2 separate regions of the Mus musculus genome follow, and region 2 is linked to region 1. A link is a loop called in an ENCODE intact Hi-C map of the cell type or tissue named here. Cell type or tissue: gastrocnemius. All regions are shown on one strand. Links, peaks and the distances in the headings refer to the core of each region. The heading gives the core; the rest is flanking DNA.

The links. Peaks named below come from ENCODE experiments on the same cell type or tissue, not always from the same donor. Only the 100,000 strongest peaks of a DNase experiment are listed, where the experiment ranks them.
Region 2: a loop joins it to region 1, with 4 times the contacts of the local background. A loop is called at or near these places in 15 of 42 quality-filtered maps.

The regions. Positions count from the first base shown.
Region 1 is chr5:106,643,021-106,658,822 of GRCm38, reverse strand. All of the region lies in intron 5 of Zfp644 (zinc finger protein 644), which reads left to right. Among named protein-coding and RNA genes, the nearest start is that of Gm42145, 43 kb to the right of the region's middle. In gastrocnemius, for the core only: a CTCF peak has its summit at 9,176 (motif pointing right); no DNase peak of the experiment used is centred there.
Region 2 is chr5:106,446,662-106,462,463 of GRCm38, reverse strand. Barhl2 (BarH like homeobox 2) reads left to right here and starts at 4,298. Exons shown (of 3, transcript NM_001005477.1): 1 at 4,298-5,238; 2 at 6,789-7,014; 3 at 8,795-9,941. The coding sequence starts at 4,623. The coding sequence ends at 9,107. Gm33151 (a long non-coding RNA gene) reads right to left here and starts at 3,872. Exons shown (of 2, transcript XR_389476.3): 1 at 3,576-3,872; 2 at 2,725-3,021. In gastrocnemius, for the core only: no CTCF peak of the experiment used is centred there; DNase peaks (open chromatin) are centred at 9,120, 9,574, 10,461, 10,662 and 10 more places; H3K4me3 peaks cover 2,616 bases.

The DNA.
Region 1 (15,802 bases), core at 5,141-13,140:
GCAGGTGGATCTCTGAGTTCAAGGACAATCTGGTCTACATTGTGAGTTTTTTGGAGAGCCAGAGATGTGTATCAAGACCCTGTCTCAGAAACACAAACAGACAAACAAAACCCCACAAAAACTATACACAATTAAAATTGTTAACTCTATCCGCATGCTTATGCGCCTTCCCCAGGTTATTCTGGAAAGTACAGACATGGTATTTGTCCCCACTAACATAAACTGGCATTATGTTTTTAAACTGGTTTTAATTATCATTTAAATAGAACCATTAAATATTTTCCTTTTTATAATTGACTTGTTTCACTTTGTGCTTAAGGTTTTCCATATTGTGATGTTTTGCCAACCTCCTTTTTAAGGCGGTTGTGTGTATGAACTACATTTTATCAAGCTTATTTGCCAGTGGGCATGTAGGTTGCCCTCAGTCTACAGCTTGTGAATAATATACATGCTGTGAGTGTATAATCTGCTTTCAGTTTCCTGTGAGAGCTGCACCACTTGATGTTGCCTCCAACACTAGACAGATGGTTCTTTTTCTGTGTCTTTGCTCATCCTTTATGTTCTCATGTGTGTGTGTGTGTGTGTGTGTGTGTGTGTGTGTGTATGTGTATGTGTGTGTGTGTGTGTGTTGAGGTGGTGCCTCACTGTACTTTTGTTTATTTGAGAAGGAGTCTTGTAATTTCAAGCTGGCCTCAGACTCCTGGGTTCAAGAGAACCCTGTAGTGTTGAGCTTTAGCCTCTGTAGTGTTGAGCTGCCAAGCTGGGTCTTTTGATGATGCTGATGCTGAGCATCTTTTCATGCGCTTGCTGGCACTTGTATATCAGTATTAGAGACATGTCTATTCAGATTCCTTGCTCATTAAAAACCCCACAGATTATTGGGGTGAGTGTTGCTTCCAGGTTGAAGTTCTTTATGTTGTGAGTGTAAACTTCCTATTACGTATATGACTTGAAAATGTTTTCTCTCTCCACAAAGATCACCTCACTGCGGACTGTTTTGAGGAACAGGGTGACAGTTGCTGTACTCTCTCCTCCACTCACATCTGTCCAGGGAATCATTGTCATGATCCAGGAAACACATGTCATGATGCTTTCCCTTTATTTTCCTCTAAGAATTTTGTAGTTTTGCCCTAGGGTGGTCCTGAACTTGTTACGTAGCTGAGGTTTATGTTGACCTTGTGATCGGCCTATCTGCTTCTCACCTGGTATCACCATACTTGGTTTATGCAGCATTTGTGATTGAACCAGGGCTTTGATCCTTCTGCTACTTGATGCAGGTCCTCAGCCCTATTTTTAGTTTTTGTATGTTTGATCTTACTCATTTTAATGTTGTTTCAGTTGTTTGCTGTCCAAACAATTTATAATTTATTTTTATTTTATGTGCATTGGTGTTTTGTGTGCATGTGTGTCTTTGTGAAGGTGTCAGATTCCCTGGAACTGGAGTTACAATTGTGAGATTCCAGATCCTCTGGAAGAGCAGCAGTGTTCTCAGTCACTGAGCCTTCTCTCCAGCCCTGCCCATCGAGGTTTTTACGTGAATTTCAGGATGGGTTCTTATATTCTGACATAAATGTCATTAGGATTCTGATGAGGGGAATGGCATGGAATCTGTAGGTTTCTTTATACAATGTTGACTTCTGTGATGATTAATTTTTGTCAAATTACTACATGTGGAATTAACTAAGCCAGGATAAACCCGTGAGGGATTGTTCTTGATCAAATTATTTGAAATGGGAAGACCCCATTTTTGATATGGGAAGATCCACCTCATTCCTGGGCCACACCTTCTGCTGACAGCCTATATAAGGGACACAGAAGAAGGACGTTCCTGCTCACTGCCTGCTTGCCCTCACTCTCTGAAAAGTTCATTCCTTCACTGGCATTGGACCCCACTTCTTTGGGATTTTGACATACTGAAGACCAGCTGAGACATCCAGTTTTGTGAACTGAAGAACCACTGGATTCTTGGACTTTCTGCTGATAGACAGCCATTGTTGGACTGGCTGGATCACAGCCTGTGAGCTACTGTAATAAATTTTATTCATATATATTCATATATATCTTCAGACATATATTCATGTATATACTCACTTTATAAATTGTGTTTCTGTAGAGAACCCTAAGTAATACAGCTTCTCAATAAGTCTTAGAACCTCTGTTTTCATTTGTCTTTACTTTCTTTTAGGACTGTTCTGTAGTTTTCAGTCTGCAAGCTGTCAGTCTTGGTTAGGTTTATTCCTGAGTATTTCTGTCTCTGGAATACTTATAGGAAGCAGAATTGTTTAATTAATTTTCTTTTTAGTTTGTTCATTGTTAGTTTCTTTTTTTTTTTAGATTTATTTATTATTATAAATTAAGTACACTGTAGCTGTCTTCAGACACACCAGAAGAGGTAATAAGATCTCATTACAGATGGTTGTGAGCCACCATGTGGTTGCTGGGATTTGAGCTCAGGACCTTCAGAAGAGCAGTCAGTGCTCTTAACCACTGAGTCATCTCTCCAGCCCCTCCTTGTTAGTTTCTAATAGAAACAGCTTGTCTTCGTGATTGATTTTTGTGTAGTAGCTTTGCTAAATTCTTTATTCTAACGGGTTTTGAATATGTTTTAGTTTTCTGCATGTACGATAGTATCATGTGTGCAAACATAATTTTCCTTGTGACTTTGCCCATTGACTGCCTTTCCTTTCAGCCCTCCCCATCCTTCCTGTTGTCCCTGGTCCACTCCTCCTCTGCTCTCCAGCTAAAGTACAAGAGACAAACAAATGGCTGTGTGCTTTATCCCTAGTCTTTGAGAGAAAGCTTATCATTGTCACCATTGAGTATGGAATTAGCTGTGGTCTCTTTATTGGTTCATTTCTGATTTAGAGTTTGTTGATCATGAAAAAGGATGTTGAACATTGCCATATACTCTTTAAGGAGATGTGATGTGTTACATTAGGTTTTTATGTTAAACTATCCTTAAATTTTAACAGTAAATCCCAGTCAAGATTTTAATCTACTGCTAAATTATCTTTGCTGGGAATTAATTCCCGGTTCTTGGTTTCTTTCTACCTGAATAAGTGAAGGCTTACAGATGACTTTAGTAATAAATCCATGATGTACTACAGACTGTATTTTACTCTACTGTTTGGGGAAATACGTATGACAGGATGTAAGTGATAAGATGTTTCACATTAATCACAACCCATGACAGTTACAAGATACCTGGATTTTAGCTGTCATAGCTGCTTGTTACAGTAGATTACATTCAGTCACTTGCATGCATATGCACACTATATTGAGAATGATTTAGGCCAGGTGGTGGCATATATTTAATCTCAGCACTCAAGGCAGATCTCTGTGAGTTGGAGGCCAACCAGCCTGGTCTACAGAGCTAGTTCTAGAACAGCCAAGGCTATACAAAGAGACCCTGTCTCAGTAAACAAAAGAGTGATTTAGAGAAGGACTGAATATCAGTACTTAAAAGGTTTTAAGTACAAACATACTTCAGAAGCTGACCTAAGAGATCCTGGCTATCTAATTATAAAAAATGGAGCTGGGAATGGTGGTTGTGATGGTTTGTATATGCTCAGCCCAGAGAATGGCGCTTTTAGAAGGTATGACCTTGGAGTAGGTGTGGTCTTGTTAGAGTAGGTGTGTCACTGTGGACATGGGCTCTAAGACCCTCATCAGAGTGCCTGGAAGTCACATTTCTCCTAGCAGCCTTCAGATGAAGATGTAGACCTCTCAGCCCCTCCTGCACTATGCCTGCCTGGATGCCGCCATGCTCACACCATGATGATAATGGACTGAACTTCTGAAATTGTAAGCCAGCCTCAATTAAATGTTGTCTTTATAAGAGTTGCCTTGGTCATGGTATCTCTTCACAGCAATGCAAACCCTGAGTAAGAGCATGGTACATAATGGTAATGTCAGCACAAGAGTTTGAGGCTAGAGTGGGCTGCCTAAGGCTTTAATGGCATAGAATATAATTTCAGGGCAGGAGATTATTATACAATCTTGTTGTTGTTTTTGTTTGTTTGTTTGTTTTGTGTTTTGTTTTGTTTTGTTTTGTTTTGTTGGTCTTTTTGAGACAGGGTTTCTCTGTATAGCCCTGGCTGTCCTGGAACTCACTTTGTAGACCAGGCTAGCCTCGAACTCAGAAATCCGCCTGCCTCTGCCTCCCGAGTGCTGGGATTAAAGGTGTGCTCCACCACACCCAGCATTATTATACAATCTTATCTTTTGCAGAAGTTAATTTTCTGAAGCACATCTAGGATTTTTTGTTTTGTTTTGTTTTTTTGTTTTTCTTCGAGGCAGGGTTTCTTTGTGTAGCCTTGGCTGTCCTCGAACTCACTCTGTAGACTAGGCTGGCCTCGAACTCAGAAATCCACCACCTCTGCCTCCCAAATGCTGGGATTAAAGGCGTGTGCCATCACTGCCCAGTCACATCTAGGATTTTTAATACTGATCTAGAATTGTTTCAGGCACAGAAAGGACCTTTAGTAGGGGTCTAGGTCTAAGTTTTCTTTAACATGGGTCAAGTGGATATTCACATATTTCTATATCAGATATTTAGAAGTTAAGCTATTCTTGCAATTAAGGAAATTGACATGGATCCCTGTCTAAGCTGGGGTCCATGTCATTGCTCTTGGGTTTGTAGACATACTGTGTAAACAAGGATCATCACTTTTCATGGTTTAGCTGTGCTCTGTTTATATCAACATTTAGTGTGGTAGAGGTGGGTGACTTTAGTTTGGTATTTTCAGAGAGTAGAGATCACTAATGTGTTGGGTGAAGCATGATGTCACCTGCCTTTAATCCCAGCACCCAGGAGGCAGAGGTAGGGGAATCTCTGAGTTTGAGACCAGCCTGGTGTACAGAAGGAGTTCTAAGACAACCAGGAACTTCACAGAGAAACAAGGAAAAACAAGGGGATGAATCACTAATGTGTTACTTTGCAGTTGAATGTTTGTATAAAGTTTGGTTGAAAACATTTTTTAGTGTGCTTGTATAACTGGGCTGCCACAGAGCATTCCACATGGGATCCCTCACCTGCCTTCTAGAAACAGGTAATCTGAGAGTGTGGTATTTGCAGGTGTAGCTTTTCCCCAGGCCTGTCACCTTCCCTTGTAGATAGTCGCTGTCTTTCTTTGTGTTTTGGAACATTTCTGGTATCCTCTCATGTGTACTAGTCTGCCCCTAAAGAGATACATCAGACTGGATTAGGGCCTGCCTATCAGTTTCTTTCAACATCAGGCGTTCAGAGCCTTTTCTGGATCCTGTTTTTTTGAGGTATTGGAGGTTAGGGTTTCAACATGTAGATTTGGGATGGGCACTGATTTGTAAGGATAGATACATTCAGAACGTTCTCTTGTGCAACCGAATGGTTGCCTGTGCTGAAGTGACTATTCAGGGTGGTTTATCAGACACTGCTTACTCAAGAAAGTCTGCCAAAGAGGGTAACTTTTATTTTGTAATGAATATATATTTAACCAATCCCCTAGAACGAGATGACAAATGCAACACACTGATTAGATTTGTGACTTCTGTTTTATTATGTTCAATAAAGTATATGTCTACTTGTCGATATCTGGGAGGCATTCTCACAGTGAGAAGAGCCATCCCTCTGAGGAGAGCTCTAGGACAGCTTTATTTTGTACTATCTATGGTAATGGAGGAGTTGCTATGGGATTGGATGCGATTGGATGCAGGGTGCCGAGCATGTCCTCTGGCTGCCACTGAGTTACATTCCTACCCCTACACATTCACTCAGAGCTTTTTTAATTCTAATGACAATGACTGGAAAGAAAAGATAAAGACTTACAGTATTTATCAAAATGACAGTTTAAAGTAGAGATAGTCATTGTTTATCAGGCTGTGGATAGAACATGAGTACTACAGAGTTCTGACTTTCTTAGGAGATCAGAATGGTTACCATTAGAACCTCTATTACAGTCTACTCATTTCTCATAAGTTATATTAAAATGAGAGACTCATTGCTCAAATTGATATACATTAGAGAACATTTTACCAAAAGAGAAATTAAGACAGTTAATGAATTTTTAGTTTGGGGCCTTGAAGTAAATTTTTTTTCCCTCAATACAGTCTTTTGTCTTCATTTTATACTGCTGAAAATTATATTACATATGTAGCTTTCAAAGTGGATTAGTTTCCTATGTATGAATTTTGAAGCTTGTGAGTGAAGTCCCGACTTTGGGTATGTACTTAGTATCTGCCTGATTGATAGGAGGTGTGCACGTTCACCACATTTCCACAGAGTTGCATAACTGTGTCAGATGAGTGTGATCTTTGAGCACACTGGTAGCTAGACACTTGACAGAAACATTCAGCATATTTGACTAAACCAGCTGACATGAATAAAGAAAACATGAATCCCTCTCAGGTTACAGGCCTATATAGTCACCTTCACCGTGTTCTGTGTGTCCCACGTCACCTGACTGCTCACAATGCAGTGACTGGAGCAGAGGCTGTGGCTCTGTCCTTGTGAGCCATGGAGAAGTTTTTTCTTGATCTTACAGGTAAGTTAGAGGAGAGGATTCAGGAGCTGTCAATCAGGTGTTTGAAAGACAGCTGGAAGAAACTGTTGGCCTGAACATATGACAGAGGAGCTCAGGAGCGCACAGGCTTCTGTGGTAAGCAGCCTTGAGCTGATTTGAGGGACATTGTGAGTTAAGGGTAACAGGCTTTGTGTGAGTGAGAGCTGAGCTGAGGAAAGAAGAGGACTCTAGACCAAGTGAAGTGCATGTCCATGGCCTGTGACTGGAAGGGACACCGGGAAGAGGACCTAGTGCAGCTGATTCAGCTGGGTTAAGGATTTGAATGATGCTCTGAGAGGAAAGTGTGAAGAAGGACAAAGGTCCGTTGTGCTTACCAAGTGGAAAATGGTTGGAGAAGGGCTGAGCTTGGTGGGGCTGCCTGCCATCTCGGCACCAAGGAGTCAGACAGACACCTGAGGAGACAGTCTCTCAAAGAGAGGACTACTTGTGGGTTCCATTTAAAGTCTGAGATGCTGTTTGGATTCCTTTCTTTTCCATTAAACACACATGAAAGTTAGTTGTTATAGTAATAGTTAAATAATAAATCTTGGTGGCAGGTTTGCTACCCGCTTCAATGCTTTAAAAGTTCCCAAATGAAAGACATATAGACAGCAGAATAGCTGAACCATTTCCTAACCTCCATGTTGTTAATCCCAAGTTATTATTTACTAATTCTGTGTTCTACTTTGGCTGCCCTGGACCCAGTTGGGCACCCTCTGGGTTGGGCTCTCCCAGATCCTTCACATGGTGGCTGTTCCTCTCTGGCCTGCACTCTTCTCAGCATGGCATCTTTCCTCTCTTCCACACTTTCCTGGCATGGCGGACAGATATTCTCCTGATCTTCTCCTCTCTCCTCTCCTGGTCCCAAGCCTGGGAATCCTGAAATCCCACTTCTGTCTGTACTCCCTAGCTATTGGCTGTCAGCATCTTTATCTACCAATCAGAACCAACGGGGCAGGTTTCCCAGAAGTTTCATGGAGGTACAGTGTTTTGGGGGAACATAATTAGCATTTGTAGTATAAGCAGCTACATTTCCTCCTTTTTGTCCAGTTAAAAAGGGCTCAGAATTTTCTCTTAGATATATATTGAACATAATTATAACAAGTATGTAAATTGTAAGGTATGATATACACTTATAACATCCCATCCATCATATTTGGCAAGTATTCTGTCATCTATCCTAACCTAAAAAGTTTCCAATTCTCTACTTCAAATGTTTGATATTTAGCTTGTATTACCAATTGAAAACCGTCCTTTCAAATCTGAAATATCTTCCTTACCTGAATATGTAGGAAGTACAAAGACATAGCTTCCATATCTTATTTAGTTTGTAGAGACAGCTTGCTGATTGCCTGGATAGTCTGATATTTCTAAAGCGTTGGAGCATCTATCCATCTGTGAAGAAAACCCTGTTCTCCAGAAACTTGCTTTGTAGTCAGGAGAATAACATGTGATCAGGTACAAGGACATGATATGTCCAGTGTTGGAGCACCGTGTGTTAGCAGAGACGGTAGTTACTAAGAGTGCTGTTGCACTTTATGTAGGATGCTCTAGGAAAAGCTGGAGATAGCTAGGCACAAGGGTGATCCATACAAGTATTTGGAGGCAGAACTTGAGGGCAGAATACTCGGCGCATGGCTAAAGAACAGCAGAAAGGCTCAAGTAAAGTGAGTGATGAGTAAAGTGCTGTGCAGTTTATGATGAAGGGTACTAGAAGTAAACAGAACGTGAGCTTCGTGGCAGTCACTGCTGTGATATTTCCTATGACTTTTATGCTACAGATTTTCAATTCAATTAATAAGTTAGTAAAATTTAATAATTTAAAATAGCATTCTGTGATTTAAATTAATTTTTGTTCTTTTAAGTAAGAAAACATAAAAAAAGTCAAATACAGAAGGTGTAGTGTTTTGGATTGAATTGTGGTTTTTCTTTAAAGGCTACACATTAAACTCCAAGTCTCCTATACCCCAGAGTATGGCCTTATTGAGAGAGAGGCCTTTACAGTTGTAATCAAATTAAAGTAGATTATTAGAGTAGATCTGATAAGTTGTGGCTGGTGGGTTTTGAAGTGAGGAAGTTTGGATATGAAGACTCAGAGCTACAGGATGTGAAGTCAGAGGGGAAGGATGGTTGTTTATGAGCCAAGGAGATCTGTGACACAATACATTTGCTTTTAGGGTTTTTTTTTTTGTTTTTTTTTTTTGTTTTTTTTGATTGATTGTTTTAAGCTACCCAGTATATAAGACTTGGTTGAAGCAGTCCTAGGTTGCTAATGCCAGAAGTTACTTTACCCTGTTCTCCTGATTCTTTCCCCAGACTTAACAAGAGTAATAGGGTGGTGGGAAAGCTTCCCATTGTTTTATTGTGTGTCGTTAGTCTGTAAAGCAGGTTATAGAAATGTGGGTTAGAGCATAGCAAGTGGTCAGGGCTGACACATTAGGTAGGACTTGCCTTCCAGGAGAGTTGTAACTTTATAACTCTTAGATGGTGCCATGTGCTTCTTTAGAAATAAAAGACAGTTTGATTTCTCAACTTTGACTAGAATTATAAGATTGATTCCTCTCCTCCATTTTGTAGTTAACTTTCAATTACTTGAAGTATTTTTAGAAAAAAAAAAATAACTGTTGCCACTTGGTGGCACTACATGGCTTAAAAATGAGTTAGATTGTTATGTTAACTGTACTCTGCTACACATGATACATTCAGGGAAGAAACTAAGATGAGAAACTTGATGTTGTGTTTGATTCTGATTTATTAATTAGATAATTACTAATACCCTAAAGTAGGGTTTATAAAAATGCCAAAAACTATATAAAGTCTAAGCCAAGGCTTAGAAGTGTGCAGTCTTCTGCAGGAGACCTCTGTTAGTTCAGATACTGTCTGTCATCTGGCCTGAAGTCTTTCTTAGTCTAAACGTTGAAAATGACTTTAGTATTAGAAAGATCTTTCAAAGTTTTCTTTATTAGCAGTATTTTTCAAGGTGAACACTATATTTTCTTATGAAGCTAAGAATCAGTTATGTTTAGGTAATCAAGGTACACATTTGGAAAATAGAATTAAATATTCTTAATTAAGTCTTCCTACATCATATTGAGGGCTCCAGCAATTATTTCTAAAATATTTTATGCATTTTTGTCATGTACAGAGTGTAGTTGAAGCGTGAGAAGTGAATTGTGTTTCCAGACGCACTTTTACTCCCATCAAAAGACTTGCACAGCTCTAATAAAGAATCACACACAGTGTATACAGTGCACAAAGTGTAAGGCACAGCTCATTGGATACCACACAGTAATCACATCATGACCACAGGTCATGGGACAGATGCCACCAGCCTGGGGCACCCCATGTTTACCTTGCCAGTCACTAGGCCTTTCTTTCAGAGTAGCCTTGCCTGACAACTTTCATGTAAGTAGAATTATATAGTATTATGTCTCAATAGTATGTTGGGAAGTCTGAATTTTGTCAGGTGTAGCCATGGTCCACATTTACTTCTTAATGGTTTGATTTTTTTTACTAGAGAACCTTTGGATTGAGTTACACTGTAGAACATGCTTCAGAGTGTAATATGTTTGTTGGATCGTTGGAATTGGATATAACACAAGAACTGTTTCTCAGTACCAGATGTCTATAGTGACTCCCCAGCTCCTCACCAGTGCTGGGCACTCTGTCTCTTCAGCACTAGTATATACACTAGTGTACACACAAATATATTCTCCGGGTACTCTGGGTACTGTACAAATACCCAGGGTGGCCAAAAGAGGTGATTGATCTCCTGGAGTTAGTAAGCAGTTGTAGGTGCTGGGAACTAGGTTCGGATACTTGGCAAGAGCACTCTATGCTCCTAACTGCTGAGACATTTCTCCAGGCCTCTTTGCTTGTGTTAGTTACAATTAATCTTCTCTCTTCTCCTCATTAGGATTCTCCACCCCTTTTATGAGCTTGCTTACTTCTAGATAGAAACTGCTCAGAAACATACCTTAAGCCTACTTAGGCCAGACTTTCACTGTCTTGTTGCCTTGTGAAACAGAGACTTTCATTTTAGTGTAGTCTAGTAGGTCTTCATTTTGCTTTCTAGGCAGTGTTTGTTGTGTTCTGTTTATTTCCTGTTCTAAGGATGTGACTGTCTATAGTCTCTTGTATGTTGTATAACAGTGGTTCTCAGCGGCAGGCAGTTCTCTTCTCTTTGATCCCACATCTCTGCTTTGGCAATGCTTTCACAAGCAAATGGATAGGGTACTGTGGCATCCTATACATTGGGTTAGGGGTGCTACCAGGAGCATACAGTCTACCAAATGCTAAGCATCTACAGTACACAGAGCACGCATCAGGCCAATGCCATTGGCGGTACAGTTGGGAAACTATCCTAGTAGCTTTACTATTTGGCTAGAATCGATTTTTACAAACTGTCACTATTTCATATGACTATGCATTTTATATGTATTAAAAAGACTTGCTGTTGATATATATTACTTTGTCATAAATAAGGTGATTACGTGCGCGCACGCACACGCACACGCACACGCACACACACACACACACACACACACACACACACGGACTTGTTTCTCTTTCTGTGATTTATCTTTGGTCAGCTTACTCTGGTATCAGTGCCACCATGCCTTGATTTATGTGACACGTAAGTCTTTATATACAAGAAGTACAAGCTCTCTTTGTTGTTTACACTTCCATCAATGTTTGTTATATTTTAGGATTTATAAAATTGAATTTATTTATTACTGTGAAGTAGAATCGTATCTTCATGATATGGTCTTAAGTTTTTCAATTTTTATGAATGTTACCTCTGTTTAAGTGAATGAGTCTCAAATTATTTGTTGACCTTTTATAAAACTCTGATTTGTCTCAATGGTTCTATCAGTGTCTCCACCTCAGTGCAGTTATCTAGGCGCAGGCCAGGTATCAGGAGGGATTTGCCTCACAGATGCTTGGTGGCATAGCTGCCCTTACCTTGTCCACCCAGTGTGGCGGGCAGTCCAGGGTGTCCCTAGGTATTTGAGAAGGATAGCTATTGTATTTGAATGTGAGCAGAAGCTATATAAATACTTAAGAAGCTATATAAATACTATATCAATATTTCAAAACATGTTTGCATAAGTAATGCAGTTTTATAAAATACAATTTCTAGTAGAAATTTAGTGAAACTAGCATTACTTTACATTTAAGAAACTTTTTTAAATGTCTTAATTGAAGACCTTTCTTATATTTGTCTACCTATCTTTTTTTTCTTTTCTATCTTTTTTTTTTTTTTTTTTTTTAATATGTTGGGCTATCCCAAGTCATATTGCCTCTGGAAAATTTCATTATACACTTAGGAGAGAAGGAGAGCAAAACAGGCAAGGAAGGTGTTAGTATGAAAATTGCTTTAATTTTGAGGACTCCTGTGCAGAGCCTTGGGGATCCCCAGTGCTTCTCAGAGCACACTTTTGAGACTTACCCTTGAGGATTACAATTGCATTCTTGCCTATAAAATTTTAATTTAATTATGTCATTTTAATCTTTTTAGAGAAATGCAGAGATCTAGAATACTTGAACACCACTTGTATTCTCTCCCCTCTTTTACTCATTTATCTTTATCTAGTTTTGTGCTGCTTTAACAGAATACTCTAGATTGGTTCGTTTATAATGAACAGAGGTCTCTTTGGCACCATAGACGAGGAAGGCCAGAACTGAGGTGCTTGCTCCCTTGAGTGCCGCCTTGAAGTGCAGCTGAAGCCTCACAGGGCACTAGGGAGAGCAGAGCCCTGCCCTCTCTGACCCACCCATCCCCAGACAGCTCTCCTCACAGCTTCACTGTCTGTTCCTGCCTGCCTCCCAGTGCTGTGGTCTGACACATGCCCCTGAGCTCTCTGCCCATCACTCCTACTATTGCTGGCATTGTTTGTACTAGGATGCTACTGGTCCTTTGACCTGGCTTTTGCTATTGCTGTTGCGTGCTTCCCAGCCAGAAAGGCCTGGCAAAACACAACTGAAAAAGTTTTTCCCTTGTTCCAACTAGAAAGACCATGCACTATGGGACACATTGTTAATTTAATATTACAAAGAAGCCATTATGTGACTTGGAGTTTGGGTGGTTTTGGACAGATCTAGGAAGCAAAAATTTCTCCTACATCATTAGATATTGACAGAATGTACCACATTTTATGATTGTTCTCTTTAAAAATTGAAATAGTTCACATGACATACAATTAACAATTTTTAGAGTATGGTTCTTTGATGTATGGTGTATTTGCATTCTGAGGCAACCATCAGCTTGCATAGGTGAGTCATTTGGTCACTCCATAAAATACATAGCCTATTATATAACCATTTCCATTTCTCCTGTTTCCATCTTCACTTGGTGTGTTACTTCTGTCTCTGATGACCTTTTAGGATTAGCTACTTACTTGTGGTTGAATAGCATTCTGTTGCATCTTTTGGGTTTTGTAAATACAAGCTGTACATATATTTTAATGTAAGTTTTCCCTGTGAGTCAGGCTTACTGCTCTTAGCTACTTTTGAAACTGAAGTTTGGATTGAAAGTTAAAGGCCTGCCTGGACTTGGCAGGCAACTTTGTGAGTACTCCTCACAGTAAAAACGAGGACTGAGGATATGGCACCGATGAGCACTGGCTCCAGGTTTACTGTAAGTACTGGAAAACAAATCTCTCTGAGCACAAGCTCCTCATTTTTGCTGAGATTATCTAATATTATTAACTATCTAGATGTTGACCAGGTAGGTCACATGCTTCCATTTAGCCCTTTCAGAATCACCTAACTTTTTTTCTGCACACAGGCACTTCACTTTCTCATCATCTGTGTGTGAGAGTCTCTGATTCACATTTGTCTCTATTCTGGTTGTTTCTAGTGTATTGTCCGCTAAAGCTAAGGATCTTATGGGTATGAAGAATTTATCTTCTTGAGGCTTTGATTTTTATTTCCTCAATGACCATAAAATGAAACATATATTCGTTGGCTTGTTGGCTATTTGTAGATCTTCTTTAAACAGACAATTTGATCAAGTCTACTGGTTATCCTCCTTGTTGACCTGTTTATATATCTTGGTTATTTAACATTTATCTAATACATTTAAATAATGCCCTTTGATAAACAGGCCTTTCTTTTATTCATTCATTCAGACAGGGTTTCTCTGTGTAGCTGTCCTGGAATTCGCTCTATAGTCTAGGCTAGACTTGAACTCAGCTCTATCTGCCTCTGCCTCCTAAGTGTTGGGATTAAAGGTGAGCACCACTATGCCCTACATAGGTCGTCCTTTATTTTGATAAAGTCCATATAAGTTTTTACCCCCACCTGTGCTTTTGATGCTGAAGAATCCATATTCCATGACATCTTCTAAGAATTTTGCAAATTGGACTCTTACATTCAGATTGCTTTTTTGTTTTGTTTTGTTTGCTTATTTTTTGGTTTTTGGTTTTAGAGACATGGGCTCACTCAATACCCATGGCCTGAAACTCACTGTGTAGACCAGGCTGGGCTTAGACTCACAGCGATCCTCCTGCCTCTTCTCTGAGTGCCAGGTATTCAGGGTGTTGATCAGTTTGGTTTTAATATCTGATCTGGCTCAAAAGACAGTTCTTTTCATGTTCAGTTTTTTTTTTTTTAATACCTTGGTGAAAATTAGTTTGCCACGGATGGCTGATGGATTGGTTGATTTCTGGACTCTGAAATAGATCCCATCAGACTGTTTCCCTGCCTCGGCCACTGCCTCGGCCACTGCCACTCAACTACTGTAGCTTCGTAGCAACTTGAAATTAGCATGACTTGCCTTGTCTTTTTTAATACTAGTTTTGCTATTTAGGGGCTTTTTGAAATTTTACATGAATTGAAGATGAGTTGAAAGGGGAACATTTCTACAAAACCTTACGATTTTTAAATTTACAAAATATTTTTATTAGTTATTTGATTTCATACATTTATGTAATGTATTTTGATCATAGTGACCTCCTCCCAACTCCTAGATCTACCCTTAGTGAGTTTGTTTTGTGCTGTCCATAAATTCAAGAGTGTGAGGCCATCTATTTACAGTATCAACTTACCAGAGCCAGAGGCCACCTGCTTAAAGAAAACTTGACTGTCCTCACAGAAGCCGTCATCTGTCAGGAGCTGCTCAGCTCAGTGCTGCCTGGCTCCTCTTGGACTGGCCGTGCTCACATAGCCAGCTGCCTAGAGTTGATGAGCACAGCCGTCCTGACCAGAATCCAGTGCTTGACTCTGATGGTGTTTCCTGATCCCTAGCTCCTAGACTCTTCCTCTCTCCCTGACTCTCGGAAGGACTGGTGGGGGTGCAGGTGTTCTGTCTGGCTGAGTGTGCATGCTTAGCTCGTCCACTGCACACAGGAGCTTCTCTGGGTGGCTCTGAGATCTGCTCTTACTGTGGGTACTTAGAGGACAGTTTGGTACTATGTCCACCTAGCAAAATGACAGTAGTTAGGATCTCCCTTAACCATGAGTTCTTGGTCAGATTTGCAAACCAGATGAGCATTTCCTAGAATATTTAGTACTGTTGAATTTCTAATTTCTGAATCTCAGACCAGGAAGTAGTAAGATAACTGTGTAGGGAAGGAGTTGGTGCGGTGGCTCAGTGAGTAAAGGCACTTGCTACCAGCTAACAGACCTGACTTCTGTCCCCAGGCCCGAATGGTGGAAGGACAGATAAGACTCCTGGGAGTTCTGTGACCTGCACATGTGTGCTGTGAACAGCACAGAGATAGAGACACACCTTGAAATCTCACTTTGAGCTATTTTGAATGAAAGCAAGACTCTAAGTTGCCTGTGTACAATATTTGTTTATGTTTCACACCTTGACGGTTTTGTAGTTACCTACATGTGTTCGCCATTTGGCCTTAGGCTTCTTAAAGTCATGGTCAGAGGCAGACAGCTTTATGGTTCTGCTGTGTTCCTCACTTAGCACGGTGTTTTCATTGCCTGAGGGTCATCAGGAGTGTGTTCCAGTTGTCATTAAAAGATTGTTTCCAGTAGTCTTCAAATTAGAGTGTTTAAGGTCCTGTAGTTAAATTCTCCTCTTAGTTTTAAATAGTGTTGCTGGTTAGTGATGCAATTAAATTAACATGATCGTACATATTAGAAAGGACCTTAGTTACAGATCATCTTATTTGACCTTCAACCTCTAGTTCTGTTCTTCAGTGTTTCTGGCAAATAGCTACCTGCTGAGCCATTTGAGTTGGTCATTAGATAGGACAGCCATCTTTTGTATCAAGGGTTCCTCTTCCTGGCTTTTCTTAATCTTA
Region 2 (15,802 bases), core at 3,278-11,277, 190 kb after region 1:
TTGTTGCTTTTTTTCTCTTTGTCTCGTTGCTCCCAATTGCCACTCTCTCGGTTTCAGTCTAAGGACCAGACTGAAGAACAGACTCTGTTTCCTTATTTTCATCTTTCTCTCTCTCTCTCCCTCTCCCTCTCTTTAATAGATCATTTTTCTAAGTAGATATACACCAGTATCTAAAGAAGTTGGGAATGTATAAATAGCTGTAAAAAGAGAAAGGAACCTTCCAGGAGAGCCCAAGCATGAGATTGCAAGGTCATACCACGTTTCTGAATCAGCCTTGATCATGGAGAGCCTATTTGTGTATCTTGCATCTTTTATAGAAAGAAACAATAGCAAGGTACATGGGTTTGGGGTTCTTGGCGCCGCCCAGTGGAGAGAGGCGCCTTTGCATCCCATTTCTGTCAGCTGGCCCTGTCATAGAGATTCTTTAAAGGCTCACAGGACAGGAAACAACAGTTTCAAGTTCATCATAATTTGTTGGCAAATTTCATCAAAATTAAAATCCATTAAAAAAATCTGATGTTCCAGTTTAAAATAATCTCAAAGTTAGACAGTAAAGGTGGGTGGTGGAAGATGTCCTGCACACAAAACTCATGTTTTGTGTTTGGATCTTTCTTTGGGGTCAGAAGGGTAGAGATCTTTTCTGTTCGTTGGTATTGATGTGTCTTGCACTATCAGGAATGAAATTGGTTCGCTGTGATTCACAGTTAGCAAATAAACTGCTTTCTGAGCAGCAGCAGCAGCAACAGCAACAACAACAACAACAAAAACCCTCTCCCAATTTAAGAATTTTCTTTCAAAGAAAGCAAAGGAAGAAAGACAATGAGGGTCTGGAGTTGGAAGATTCTTTGTAGATTTATGTTAGTTTAGCATATGATGTACTTAAAATTCAGCCAATGCACCATATCTATTTGCTTGAAAACAAGAGAAATAAACCTGTTTCCCCACCAGACGGTCTCTCTGTAGCCCTGGCTGTCCTGGAACTCACTGTGTAGATCAGGCTGGCCTAGAGCTTAGAGGTTTGCCTCTGCCTCCAGAGTACTAGGGATAAAGGCATGCATCACCACGCCCCCCCCCCGATGAATTTTGATTCATTTTTAAAGATGAAAAGCGAGTGCTTTTTTTGTATGCCAGAAAATGACTTTTTAGGTATACATTGCATATACCCTATAGGAAAATGATAACAAAACAGATATGTATCTGGGGTAGGGAAGAACCGAGAAAAGTTAACCATAGCTCTGGGGGATTTGTCATTAAGATTGTCCCCTTTGATTTTTGAGGACATTCCTCGCATTCCCTGGGATCCCAATCAGTGGCTCATATTCTCTTCACCACAATTGCTTCTGAAGACTAAGAGCTAACCTCTCCAACCCTAGAAAATTTGGTATTGACTTTTCTTTAAAAATATAATCGGAAACATTCACAGGGTTGGGGGCCTACTGAGTTTGCTTTGGAGTTTCATGGATCCCCATCCCCTGAGCGCGCGCGTACACACACACACACACACACACACACACACACACACACACACACAGAGGCCCTCTTTTCCTTTCTCTTCACATTCCATCTTTTCTTAGGTCATATCCCCATCGCCTCCCTGCCAATGTTGCGAATTATTCCAAGAAAAACACCCTGCCGACCTGCCCCGCACAAGCTGTGCCGTCAGCCTTTGAGCTCTTGAGTCGTTGTGGGCGTTGGAACAAAACAAAAACAGGCTTAAATGAATTATTTATCAAGGTCGAGAATAATTGATTTGTGCAGGGCCGTCAGTACTGGATTTTAAATGTTTCTTCCCCTTCCTCGCTTTCGAAAGCTGGCTGTGAATTGGGGCCCCCAGCTCGAGGAGCGCTTCATTTGGATTGTTTTGGGGGTGATGGAAACTCTAATCGATAACGGACCAGGAAGGAAGAGTAGCGTTTGCCGCACTCCAGGCACCCTTCCGCCCTTTCCGCAGGGGTCATCTGTGCCAGGGGCTCAGGGTGCCAACAATGTCTATCCGGGGCTTGGGAGTCTGAGATCAGTTGCCTCAGTAAAATCAGACCCCAGCCCGTGGTCGCAAGCTCTGAAGGGAAGACCAAGGCCTAACCTGGGAGGGTCTGCAGGGCTAGCACCCAGTTCTGGCGCCAAAGACTACTACTGTCTAAAGACTCTGAGGCGGCAGCCTAGACAGGCCCGTCGCCACCCGCGGGGGCGAGCCACGTGGCTATAGAGGGTTTCCTGGATCCCTCAGGCCACCAGCGTCTGCCTGCAGCACGTCTTGGCTTCGGCTCACCAACCGTAGTTCCGTGATAAATAAATGTCTGCTCGCCTAAGAAAGGAGAGTGCTATCTAGATGGTCTTGGTAGCCTCAGTACCTTTTCAGAGACAGGGGGACGATAAGTGACACCATGACGGTAGGAAACAGCTCAACACACTCTTGAAATAACGCGGGAGACACCCCCACCCCAACCCGGACCAAAGATCTAGATGTCCTTAGGATGAATCACCACCATCTTCCAGATCTGGGACTCACCCCGGAGGAAGGAAGATCTCAGGAGGTCATATGCCTCCGGGATACCTCTCAAGAGGGTCCTCAACCAGACAAGAAAAGAAAAGAAAAGAAAAGAAAAGAAAAGAAAAGAAAAGAAAAGAAAAGAAAAGAAAAGCAAGGCGACGTCCATAATCGCCACTAAACCCTGTCCTTTACTGACATCATTCTATACGGTCACGGAAACGATGCCAACCACGCAGATTCATAAGGTTCTTAAAAATGGTAATTTGGAGTAAAATGTAACTCAAAGAACTTTGAATCATTCATTAGCACCTTATAATTACTCTGCTAATTAGGTTGACACGGCACTTAATCAGGAGTAATACGCCGGCTTGTCACTGGCGCTTCCCATTACTCTGACATTCAACAAGAGACAGGTTGGAGACGTCCTGAAGAAAGAATGCAAGTTGATACCCTCCGACAAGGCGGCGTCACAGTCGCGTTCCAGGTCCCAAATGGATCGGCGGTGACTGTTTCCTTTCCAAAACCAAGGCCTGCCACAGTGGGGAGGGGATGGAAGCATTGGAGGGAGGAGCTGCGGGAGCTCAGGCTGCGGACCAGCCACCCAGTTCCCGCGGCCCCACAGCAGCCTGATGCCGCAGGGAACCACAGCTGCCCGCGCCGCTGGAGAACGCCTCGCCCGGGGTTTTTCCCGGTTCGGGAGAAAGTGCTTGGCCCGGCATTTCTTCCAGCACAGGCTCTGACTGGAGACAAAGCGGGATTTGGAGCCAAAGGCCCGATCCTTCCCGACAGGGGGGTCAAAGATGTAGCCCCCCAGCTCAGTGCCTCTCCTGGATCTGCTACCCGGTTGGACCGAGCTGGAGCGCACCGGCTCCTGTGGGGAGAGTAGAGCTCAGACGTTGCAGGCCCACGCGGAGCTCTGGCTCTGGTGTCACACACTTCCCCGTGGGGTCCCTCAGCACCTCTATCCCCTGCTCCTCGTGTTTCCGCTCTGCTCAAGCGTGCTTGGGAACCGTGCGAGCGGGGCTGCGCTGCAGGCCACCGGGAGCCGCAGGATCCTTTTGCCCTTCGCGGCCTCTCCACTCACCCTCCAATCTGACTTAGCACGGGCACATCTAACGATCCGTACTGCTTCCCCGCTTCCCGCCCGGGGGCTCCCTTCTCCAGTGCCCTTCTGGTCTCTCCCCATCTCCCTGGCCGGGTACTCGTTACAGTGGGTACCACTTGGACCCCTGGAGTAGGCGTTGGGCTCAGGGCTGCGGGCGCACCGAGGTTCGGTTCTCAAAAGAGCAGCGGGGTTCGAGGCGCGCTGCTGACGGGCTGGCCAGGAGCGCGCCCATTGGCTCCCGGCACGCCGGCGTCGCTGGCTGGCGCGCAGCGGCCAATGGGGCGCGGGGCCCGGGCGGCGGGGGCGCGGGCGGGGAGCGGCGGCGGGGGCCGTGACGTCACGGGAGGGGGTCGGCGCCGCCCGCGAGCCCGCGGATGACAAGCCAACGCGCGGGGCAGCGGCGGGAGTCGCCGGGCGCCGCCTGTCCGCGGTCTCCTGCGCCCGCGCTTGCTCCTTCGCTGCTTCTCCTCCTCCCGGGGCGGCGGCGGCCGCGTTCGCTCCGCAACTTTCCAACAAAGTTCAGAAACTCGGCTCCGGGACTGCCGGGTCACGCACGGCGGTCACCTCCGGGACCGCCCGGCCTTAGCGGTCGCTGCACCTGCTCCGGCCGCCGCCGCCGCCGCCCGGGATCGGGCAGTGGGCAGACCCAGGCGGCGGCGGTGGCGGTGCAGGTGGCGGCGGCGGGGTTGCTCCAGCGGCCAGCATCTTAGTCTCGGTGCTGCTCTCCGCTGCCACCGCCCACGTGCGCGGTGGTCCAGCGGAGCGGAGCACACCTTCCCGCTTGTGGCATTTGGGGGCTTTCCCCTCAAATTTTTTTCTCTTTACTTTTTGTATAAGGGGGAAAAGTTGAGTCGAAAGTGCCCACCAATTGTCACCTCCCATTATCCTTCATTCCCTCCCCACTTTTTTTTTTTTTTAAAGCAGTGTCAACGCTTTTTAGTGTCTATTTTGTTTTACGATCGGTAGTTTCCCTTGCTTGGTCCCGGCGGCGGCTGATCCGCGGAGTAGCGTGGACCTCATGTAGAAATGACAGCAATGGAAGGGGCCAGCGGGTCGAGTTTTGGAATAGACACTATTTTGTCCGGTGCCGGTTCCGGGAGCCCCGGCATGATGAACGGGGATTTCCGATCGCTCGGTGAAGCGAGGACAACGGATTTTAGGAGCCAGGCCACCCCGTCACCCTGTTCGGAGATTGATACCGTGGGAACGGCGCCCTCTTCACCGATCTCGGTCACCCTGGAACCCCCGGAGCCGCATCTTGTGACAGACGGACCCCAGCATCACCATCACCTCCACCACAGCCAACAGCCGCCGCCACCATCCGCGGTCCCCGCGCAAAGTTTGCAGCCTTCGCCCCAACAGCAACCGCCGCCGCAGCCGCAGTCAGCAGCCCAGCAGCTGGGCTCGGCCGCCGCGGCCCCCAGGACTTCCACCTCTTCCTTTTTAATTAAGGACATCTTGGGAGACAGCAAACCCCTGGCGGCTTGTGCACCCTACAGCACCAGCGTTTCTTCTCCTCATCACACCCCGAAGCAGGAGAGCAACGCGGCACACGAGAGCTTCAGGCCAAAGCTTGAGCAGGAGGACGGCAAAACCAAGCTGGACAAGAGAGAAGACCCCCAGAGCGACATCAAATGCCACGGTGAGTTGCGCCGGAGCTGCCCGGGTCACTTGAGTGACCGCCGAAGGAGAGGGGCCTAGGCGTGCGATTTAGCGACGCACCTTAAGTTCTGTTGGTTACATTTCTGCCCCACAACCTTTGCGGCCATCCGGCTCCGTTCTTTGTTTTACTTAATTTTAAATGTGCTGGAGGAAGGTGGTAACTGAAGAGATAGGATGGGAGACACTTTTCGTTGAAAACAGAGGCTTACTTGGGATTTTTTTTTTTTCTTCTTTTAGCTGAGACCTTGGGAATGGGAGTGGGAAGGGGTGGAGAGAAGCTGGTAGCCAGTTGTGGTTGTCTAGGTCTGTGATCACAACTTGATGTTTATTTTTGAATGCAATACCACCCCAGTATTTTCCAAATGCCCCCTCCATGTTTTCTAAATGCCGTCACAGGAATTGTCTGATTTAATGTTAGAAAAATTTCCAACATTATTACAGGAGCAATTCATTTTTACTAATTGATGATTAATACAGAAAACAAATCATAGCCTGTTTTTTAAGAACACCCTTCTCACCGATACCCCTCTTCTGGCCCTTTCCAATAACAAATATTTGTGAAAACTAAATTTTATGGAATTTGTTTTTGTAAAATCAAGACAACAATGGAAATTTATCTTTTAATACCCTATTTTCGTCTTGGGCAATTTCAATTTCATAAGTAACTGTTCTTGTCTTTGCATTGCAAAAGATTTTAAAACACCAGGGAGATTTCCCCCATCTTTAGTGGTATTATTATTATTATTATTATTATTATTAATGCTTAATTTTTCTCTGGTAAGGATTGCAATCTAGAAGGTTCCTACCTTCTAGGACATGGGCTCTTCATTTTACTGTTTATAGCATTAGCATAATAGTGCCCCAAACAGATGTACAGTCTGGTCTGGCGATTTCTCGTTCACCAACCTCCCCAGTGGGTCAATTAGAGAGATTATTGTTCTTCCTGCAGGGAAGATCAAGGAGTACTGCACAAACCGGTACAAACGGAGAGGGATTGACATATCGATTTCCTAGCATTTCAGCAAAAAACCAAACTTGACAAATAGAATCCGGAAATTTCTGTGCTGTCACCTGGATGGGCTCAAGTGTTTTTTGAGCTCAGTTCAGTGACACATTCTCTCTGAAGCTTGGAAGGGACCCGATACAGAGGAGGTCTGCAGAAGGTTTGAGTCTTAACATTTTCCAAATGCATCTGAAAAGAAACAAAGGCATCTAAGTTCCAGCTAGCAGGAAAAATATTAGAGCAACGTCCTGAAGTCTGCCTGTCTTGAAAACAGAGTAGAAAGACTTTGGAGAGTGCCTTACAAAGAACATCCCTTTGAAAACAACAAAGAGGAGCATAACATAACCTCCTCTCAGACCAAAGAGAACTAGAAACAGGAGACCACAGACACTTAAACTCTCTCAGGCCTCTCTGCTCTCCAAGGCCCAGGAAAGGGTGTGGGGGTGTGGAGGTGTGTGCCAGGTGGACACTCCTCTCTTCCTCGGTTCAGGCTGATTTACAGAACCCTGTCACTGTTTCTACCCTAGGAACAAAGGAGGAAGGAGACCGGGAGATTACAAGTAGCCGAGAGAGTCCCCCCGTGAGAGCCAAGAAACCTCGAAAGGCCAGGACAGCTTTCTCAGACCACCAGCTCAACCAGCTGGAGCGTAGCTTTGAGCGGCAGAAGTACCTAAGTGTCCAGGACCGAATGGACCTGGCGGCCGCACTCAACCTCACTGACACCCAAGTCAAGACCTGGTACCAGAACCGAAGGTGAGGAGAGCCACTGGGTCCCTGCAGGCCAGGCCGGTACCATCTTCTCTCCTGGAGATGCGGGACAGAGAGTCACAGGGTCTGTAGTGGGTATTCTTGGGGCAGAGGTTAGGCACACATCCAAATGGGAGTGACTGAGGACACCGGGAGTTTGAACACTTTTGTGCTCTAAATGTCTTAACATTTGGTTCTCTCTCCCTGCCCCCCAGAAACTCGAGGCACCACAGTTTCCCTCATTTTGTCCTCAAGTCAAGCCGCACTCAGGTTGAAATATCTGTGTAACTGACACCCAGGAGGAATCTGTGTGCGCAGAGTACCCTTAGAACTGCCACAAGCTGGCTCCAAATATCTGTGTCAAGCAACATGGCCTAGCTATTGAGATCTTCACAGAGCTGTCCCACCAGCCTTGGCTTAAATGTTAGGCAGTTGGGAAAGCCAAAGTCCAAGCCTTGGTTGCCATAACATGGAAGATCAGGGAAACCCATCTGGATTAGAGCTGGACTGGAGGCCATGGGCTGGAGAATCAGGCAGCTGCTTGAGCATCTACTCAACAGTGTGCGTGGGGGAAGGGGAGGGAATTGTCTGTCCCCATGTCCTGGCTGTTTCTGCAGTCTCATAAAGAGGAAGGGTGGGGAGGGGACACAAACCCTGTCCCATGTGACTGATTAAAAAAAGACATTAAGAAAGTGTCTGGCCTCACCCTGGTGGCTAGGGACAGACTTGGGCAGTAGGAGTTGAGGTTATGTCCTGTTTCCACACCTGGTGCTAAACTCTCTAGGCTCAATTCTCTGCCCCCTCTGTCGTTTGTGTCCTAATCGTTCATAAGTGGGGTTGGAAATGCCCGTCCAGTTGTCATCTTACCATAATTTTCTGTCTCATTACATACGGTTTCAGCCACCCTAATTCTGTCGGAGAACATTAGTGTCATCTGTAGCCAATTTAAAACCGGCGACATGTTTATTAATTTGGCTAGAGCTGCTGGGTATGGATGCTCCACCAGGCTTGCCTTCCTAGGGCATTCGAGTAAAGTCCTCTCTCCCAGCTTGGTGCAGTGGGAAGAGAGGAGACCCCCTCCCCCCAAAAAAAATGGATCACAGGGTTTAAGCACTACTTTCTCTTTTAAGGAGAGAATATCTTGAGACCCATTTCCTTCCACCTAGAATGGTCGGAGGTACCGCTCCCTAGGGAGAGCTCACTCTCAAACGAATTCCAGTTTGAACCTCGTCGCCCTTCTTCCCTAAGCCTGTAATGCCTGGTCAGACTTAGGGAGGAACTGTCCCGGCAGCCATGGAGAGTGCAAACCCGGAGTGTCAGCCGCCCTTTGTTTCTGGTTTTGGTTTCCTTGGGTGTGATGGGGGGAGGGGCCGAGATCCAACCTTTCTGAGATTTCTGGTCAGAGAAGATTGGAGGAGAATTGGGGGACCAAGGGAAGAAGGCTGGTGAAAAGATGGGATTTCATTTGGCCTCCGGGAAAGTTGCAGGATATAGTTAAATCGTGGGGCAGACTGTAGGGCAGAGGGCCAGAGAAGGCAGTGAAGCTTGTACGACTCCATCTGCGAGTGTCCCCACGTAGAAGACGTAGTTTGAAGAACTGATTTTGGGCCTGGGCCGTCCTGAGAGCGCGTGGGTGAAGCAGAGTGGGGGTGGGGGCAGGAGAGGTGTATTTGAGGTTCCCCAGGCCTTCCTGAAGTAGGGAGGATAGGGGAGAGCGGGGAGCGGCGGGCGCGGTCCCGGGACCATCCTCCGCAGCCGCCACCCGCGCCCACCCGATTTCTTTCAGAACCAAGTGGAAGCGGCAGACTGCAGTGGGCCTGGAGCTGCTAGCCGAGGCCGGGAACTACTCCGCGCTGCAGAGGATGTTTCCGTCGCCTTATTTCTATCACCCAAGCCTGCTGGGGAGCATGGACAGCACCACGGCGGCGGCGGCGGCCGCGGCCATGTACAGCAGCATGTACCGAACTCCTCCAGCACCTCATCCGCAGCTGCAGCGGCCGCTGGTACCCCGCGTGCTCATCCACGGCCTGGGGCCTGGGGGACAGCCGGCCCTCAACCCTTTGTCCAACCCCATCCCAGGCACCCCGCATCCCCGGTGAGGAAGGAGGGACAGGAGGGACAGTGCCACAGCCCTCCAGGTTCCCACCTCACCCCGGACGGCTGCCCCGCCTCTTCCCGCACCAAACCAACTGGAATAGAGGCAGAGGAGTAAAAGGGGGAGCTCACCGGTGGGCTGGGGTCCCCAAGGACCAGCCAGCTCTCAGATCTCCATCTGCCCACTCAGAGGCAGGGCTGCAAAGCTCCCCGAGTGTGACTGGAGAAAATACTGAAAAGTGCAACCAGTAAGTGAAAACACCCATCCACCCACACATACACACACACACACACACACACACACACACACACACACACACACACACACACACACAAAACGAACCCTCGAGTTCTTTCTTTCTTTCTTTTTTTTTTCTTTTAAACAAAATGACTTTAGGGACATGCAGCAGGGAGGGAGGGGGGAGGGCAAAGAGGGGAGAGACTGGATGGAGAGGAGCCTTCGGGCAGAGAGAATTGTTACTGGACAGAAGCCTGAAGTTCACCCCCAGGCAGAAGGTGGTACCCTGGACATCCAGTCTGCCTCAGAGCAGAGGAGGGTGATGGAGAACTTTGCACTGATTTTTCATGAGCTTTTTTTTTTTCTTTTGGAAAAGTGGCATGCTACATAATATGAAAAAAATGTACATTTGAAAGACTGAGCGATGAGTGATATATCATATTTATTATATGTTGTCCAAAAAAGAGTCACTTATATACGTCAGTAATAACATGACTTTTCTTTTCATGTCTTTTTGATTCAGTAAAATAAATGCTTAGACAAAAGTATAGATTTTTTGTGATTGAAAATTACAAAAATAAAGTTTATCTTTTTTTAACAAGCAATGAAATCCCAGGGAGCTGATTTTACTTAAAAAAATAATAAAAAAGAAACACGCACCGATTATGAAATGCGTGACCTGGGCACATAAACTATCACTTCAGTAGTAGTGTACAAAATCTGTTCAGACCTAGGTCTGTCTGGCTTGTAATCAGACCGCTCCATTCCAGGTGCCCGCCTCTTCTGAACCACGTAGACTACGTAGGTGTCTTTTTAAAAGGATGGTTTAAAGGATAAACACTTGTTTGTGGACTGTTGTGCTAAGTAGGCACCTGACTTTCCCTGCTGCTCCCGCTTAGTTGTGTAGGTTTTGCGGTGTGTATGTATTCTTCTGTGTGCCCCTCCCCTTCTAGAGCTCTTCCTGGGGCTGAGTGTGTCCCCAAGCCCTGGCCAGCGAAGCCAGCAGGAGCTGGGCGGCAGGCGGACACTAGGCCGGCCTTGCAGCTGTTCAGCCGCCTGCGGCTGGGCGCCCTCACTGCCGGACAGCCTGCGAGCGGGAGGCTGTGGGCCGAGCAATTAGGAATCCCCGGGGGACGCCGAGTGCCCTGCTAACAAACCCTTGTCGCCGCTTTGATCCTTGCCTTCTTAGTTCCCAACTGCGACCTTCTAGCCTCCCCAGCCCCTCACCTAGTCGCTCGCCCTAATGAGTTGTGCTTGGATCCGCGAAGCGGGAGCACAACGTCAAACTCTAGTTGAGACAAGCTTGCCAAGCCTTTTATCAGTGCTTCTGGAAGTGCTGGCGCCCAAAACGAAAGACCCTGCCCAGCTTGTAGAGGAAGCCCGCAAGGCTGTGTGTGTGTGTGTGTGTGTGTGTGTGTGTGTGTGTGTGTGTGTACCAGAGCCATGGCTTGATTTTGGGCTGCAGGTGCCCAGGGCGAGGCTGCTATTTATTAAATCTAGCATTAAGGATTGTTTTAAGAAAAACTGTAGGGCTGAGAGATGGACCGGAGGAACACAGCTACAGAGCTATTCAGGTTCCTGTTTAGTGTCAGGTCCCTTCCTCAGCAGTAGGGGAAAACCTGATCCTATGTGAGCACTCTCCAGCCTCAGTGCTCTGACAGAGTCCAGAGAAAGCAGTTATTACATATCTAGACCCCGTCTCCGACTTCGTTTGCTGCTTGAAACATTTAAAAAAATGTTTTTTTTTTAAATGTAGTGGTGTGGAAATGTAAACTGAAGAGGGGTGGGAAGGAAAACGGGAGGGGAGAGAGAGAGAGAGAGAGAGAGAGAGAGAGAGAGAGAGAGAGAGAGAGAGAGAGAGAGAGAGAGAGAAAGCGAGGAGGAAATGGCCTCAGGCGCCTGCATCAGACCAAGGCTAATTAGGGAGTGGCTTGCAGATTTCACCCCAGCTCCTCAGTTGAATCAAAATGGTCTTGGACTTTTTATGATTCTAACAAGAGTCTGGGATAGCCCATCTACATTTTGTTTATTTATTTATTTACTTACTTACTTACTTGCTGAGTTAGGAATACGGCACCCTGTTCAGTGTGGAAAAGGTTCAAAGCCTGAGTACTCAACAGGCACCCCCATTCGGAAGTCTTAGCATTTATTGGATTTTCTTTTAAGTCAAGTTTCAGTAGTTTACGATGATTTGCCTAGGTCTATAAAAATTATTTTCTAAGGTGTGAGGAATCTTCTGTTCACACTGTACCTGGGTCTGGAAAGCTCAGGGCCAAAGAAAGCACAGGTGTTGTTTGTGGAAAGCCACATAAAAGAATTATCCAGTGTCTGGTAGGAAAATGTAGGAGCAAACTTACTAACCTAGGCAAGACCTTGGCCAGTGGCCCACCAGCCCCCTACTGGGGAGTCAGCCCACGGCTATTTCCCTCTCTGGCTTGAACTTGGACTCCGTGGGTGGTCAGTGCAGGGGTAGTTCTTTCCAGGCTTGTGGTAGCTGTTTTGCATACATCAAAATTTCTGCAGGTTCACCTTTTCTGATAAACATGTTTTCTTGCATCTCCTAAACCATGTGGTTGAAAATGTCCACCCTTCTTTTCTCCATTTGTTTTGGTTTTGGCTACTTGCTGTTTAACACAGATTGTTAGATTGGTGTTGCAAGAGGAGCTGTTTTGGGAAGAAAGTTGGGTACCAAGTTCCTTTCTCTCCAACACTGCTGCAAAGGAGACCTTCACAGGTGCCCTAAAATCCCAAGTCCAGAAACTACTGCTTAAAAATCAAGAACAAAATGAGTTCATTCCTTTACAAGGGGGTTCTTTCATGCTTTTGTGCTGGCCCAGTTATATTTGGGGTGTGGAGAGGGGCAAGCAAATGTGTCTTTCCACAGGAGATTTAGCTGGTTAAGGACTTCCCCAAGTGGCTGTGCCGGGGAGCTAGCTACATTCCTTGTCTTTCCCCTGTCTGAAGGGCAAACTGTGACTGGTCTCTGGACTGGAAGTCTAGACAAACAGAAACTCTGACGACATTCTTTGCTTCCCACCAGAGCACAGGAAAATGGACTTGTTTCAGAGGGATGCTTAAAAACCTCAAAAGGTCCATCCTCAAGGCTTGCTGGCCTGGGGATGAGCCAGGGGAATCTGGAAAACACACTATAAATAATCAGTAATTTACTTGTTAAGGAAGAAGTTAAACTTTCTGGCCAGCAGCCAGTCAGTTGCAGTCCAACCAAGCTATTTTCAATAAATTGCAATGTAACCCTTGCTGCTTGGCGCCAGCCCCAGAAAATATATTTACCACCCTGTATCAATTTATCCCCCCCCCCAAGGAAAACCCACACAGTGCCGATTAGACAGCCAATTTCCTGTGTTGCTGCAAAACCCAGCTTACCCTTAAAGTCTCTCCCTTCCTCCCACCTACACTCTGCCTCTGCCTAGGCAACCTTTCAGGAGAATTTGCTCAACTCCCACCCCTTAAACAAGGTGGCTTGGGTGTAGTTTGGTTTTGTTATATTTTTAACTTTCTAAAAACATTGGGAAAAGCCCTCCCCAGGGCTAGGGAAACTTAAGTGCTTTTTAAACCATGAGGTGGCAAAGAATACACTGGAAGAAAAGTCCAGGCAGAATTTGAAGTCAGCAAGTTTGAAAAACAAGCCCTGACTTTTCACCACCCACAGACAGGTCAGGAGGAGATAAAACCGCCTTTTTCTGGGCAGCTTTGAACCCTTTTTGGGGAAAGCTGGCCCACCCTGTGTCCTGGCAGCTGACCACTGACAGTTGTGGGCACATGGGCAAGTGGAACCATCTCCAGGGCTGACCCTGGATGAACTTTCTGGGGACCCCAGTCCTCTTTACCACTTGAATCTTTTTTTTTTTTTTGAGTTGGGGCCTAGTGCCTAGCACCCCTCCATATCGCCTGTAGAAGACAACTTGCTTCCTCTATCTGAATGAGAGTCAGTGTGGACTCCCAGACTGGGTGATGGTGAGTGGGTGGGCTCCAGGGCTGTCTTTTTCAGGGAGATGTCACTGGCTGGCCTTTTGCTTTGGAAAATCAACCCCACTATCTTAACGGGGGATGGGAAAACTCAGAGGAGACCTTTGCCTTGCTTTCTCCTAGCTGGGATGTGAAGGCCTCTGTCATTGTGAGCTTTTCTGGGCGCGCTGCCATTCTGTTTCTTCCTCTTTACTTCTCCTTGCTTGGCCCTTCTTCTGGCGATCTCCAAGGTTCTCTTTCCTAGCACCACAGACAGCTCCCAGGTCGTGCTGTGGAGCAAAGACAAGGGCAGGCGGTTCCAGGCAAGGCCCAGGCTACTAAGAAGGGTGGGGTGGGGTGGGGGAGTGTGCCCACGGGTGGGGAGGTCCCGTGATTACAAGGAGCCCTCCCCGGCAGCGCTTCCTGATTAACTCGAAGTCCGACAGGGTCACATTCCAAAGAACACAGTCTCAGATCAATACAAGTAATTCAAAAATATGGGGGTAAGTAGCGCTCTGCGACAGATCAACTCTTAACCGCCCCCCACTTAATAAGTTCTTAACGGAAGGCCCCCGAGCCCCGGCCGCTGCGGGGGTCTCCCTTGGAACCTGCCCGGCGGCTCTTCTGCTTCAGTCGCGCGAGGTCTCCGCAGCTGGAAGACAAGCTCTGCGGAGGAGGTCGAGCCACGCGGGGTTCATGATCTGCAGCGCTTCTCCCTCCACGCGTGCTCACGACTTTTTGCGACCGTCTGATCGTATAGGAGGCCCTGAAAGGAAAACCGCGTACCGAGCGCGAGGCAGAACCTGGCCTTGGCCCTCGGTGCTGCCCTTGGGAGGGCAAGGCCCTGTGCCACTCCCGGCCGGCCCGCGGCGCAGAATGCACCAGGCGCTGGTGCCTTCAAGTCCCGGTAGCTAGGCGCTCGGGTCTCTGTGCTTGCCTGGCCTCAGGGCAGTCTGGCGGCCTTGTAAGCTCCTGTGCTGGTGGTGACAGAGGTGGCAGATGAGTTTCAGGATGATTGTCTGGGAAAGGCACCTATAGACAGACCTGGGTCAAAAATCCAGATATATTTCAGGAACAGTTCTCGGGATGACCTCCAGAGCAGTGCTGTGAGTTGTGGAAGAAATAAAAAGCCGGTCTCCATCTCCCATGAAGAAAATAAAATAAGCTTTGCAGCGCTGTGCATCAGGACCCACCTCCTGCTCACTCTTCCTAAGAGATCAGGACTGCATGGTAACCTTTCTTCAGTTCCTGGAGTCAGTTTCTTCAACTTTCTGGCTCCCTTCTTTCTCTTCCTAGCTGGGTTAGAGGGATAGAAAGGTTAATGGAAATTAGGAACTGACACCCAATGATTTTGGGAGTGTGAATTATCCACGATTGTGGGTTTGGGCACCATTGGAGATCAGGATTTCCCCAAAGCCCGTGAAGGCTGGAGGAAGAGACACTCAAAGGCCTCTATTAGGCCGTGTCTACGGGAAAGGGAAAGAGGAGACATGTTTTCTAGAGAGCAGTTGGAATTTATAATACCGCTGGTGGTGCACTCCTAAGCCACAAAACTAGAGTGCCCTCATGGAAGGCAAACTGTTCTAAACACTGTTGGCTGGGTGTTAGGAACCGGCTTGGGAGGCTGTGATTACCACACTACTTCGGAGAAGGCAAGCCGTGTGTGGCAGTGTCCAAATATGAGATTCTCATGGCAGGTCTCTTTCGGACAGGCCAGCTTTACTGCTGAATGCAAAGACTTAATGATTTAGTTGTAAATGGACTTGCTAAGACTCCCAATTTGACTAAAAGTTGTCCTGATATTACTCACAAGATGAAAATATATTTGGTGAAACGACTAAACTTATCTCTCAGAGTCTTGAACTAACAGTTGCCCTCCAGAGGGCTGAGTATTTGTAAGGTGAAAGGTTCCTGTCCCAGTATCAGCCGTTTCTCATTGGGAGTAAGGCGACTGGGGACCATTTAACATACGACTTTCTTATCTGTCCTATTTTCACAAATAGTTTATTAGTAGAGGCTTACAATATAGTGTCATTAAATTAAGATTTTTAAAGGGGACATACGTGTCCTCACTGGCCTCGAGTGAAGACATTGTGTCACATATGTGATTAAAGGAACAAATGTCACATCTTTCCTTGCTATGCAGTGATAGACCAAAAATTCACACATAACCCAAATTGACGAACCCACACACTTTTGTATTTTTTTCTTTGCCTTTGAAATTTCTGGCAGTCCACATTTTAGACGTTCCCATGAATCTAGGTTTACGTTAGAGCTAACTACCAAAAGGCAGTTCTTTCCACCTCCGCCTGCTGTGTCTCCTTGTGCTGGTGGCTGTGCCAGTCCCGCCTACCGTAGTCTCGTCCAATCAGAGCACAGCAACCTCAGCGGTTTGTGCCAGTTGCTGGATTCCTTTCTTTTTGCTTCTGCTTGTTTGAGTGGGGAAGAGGCTACCCAGACTGCAGAGCTAGACTGCAGAATCAAGGCACAAATTTC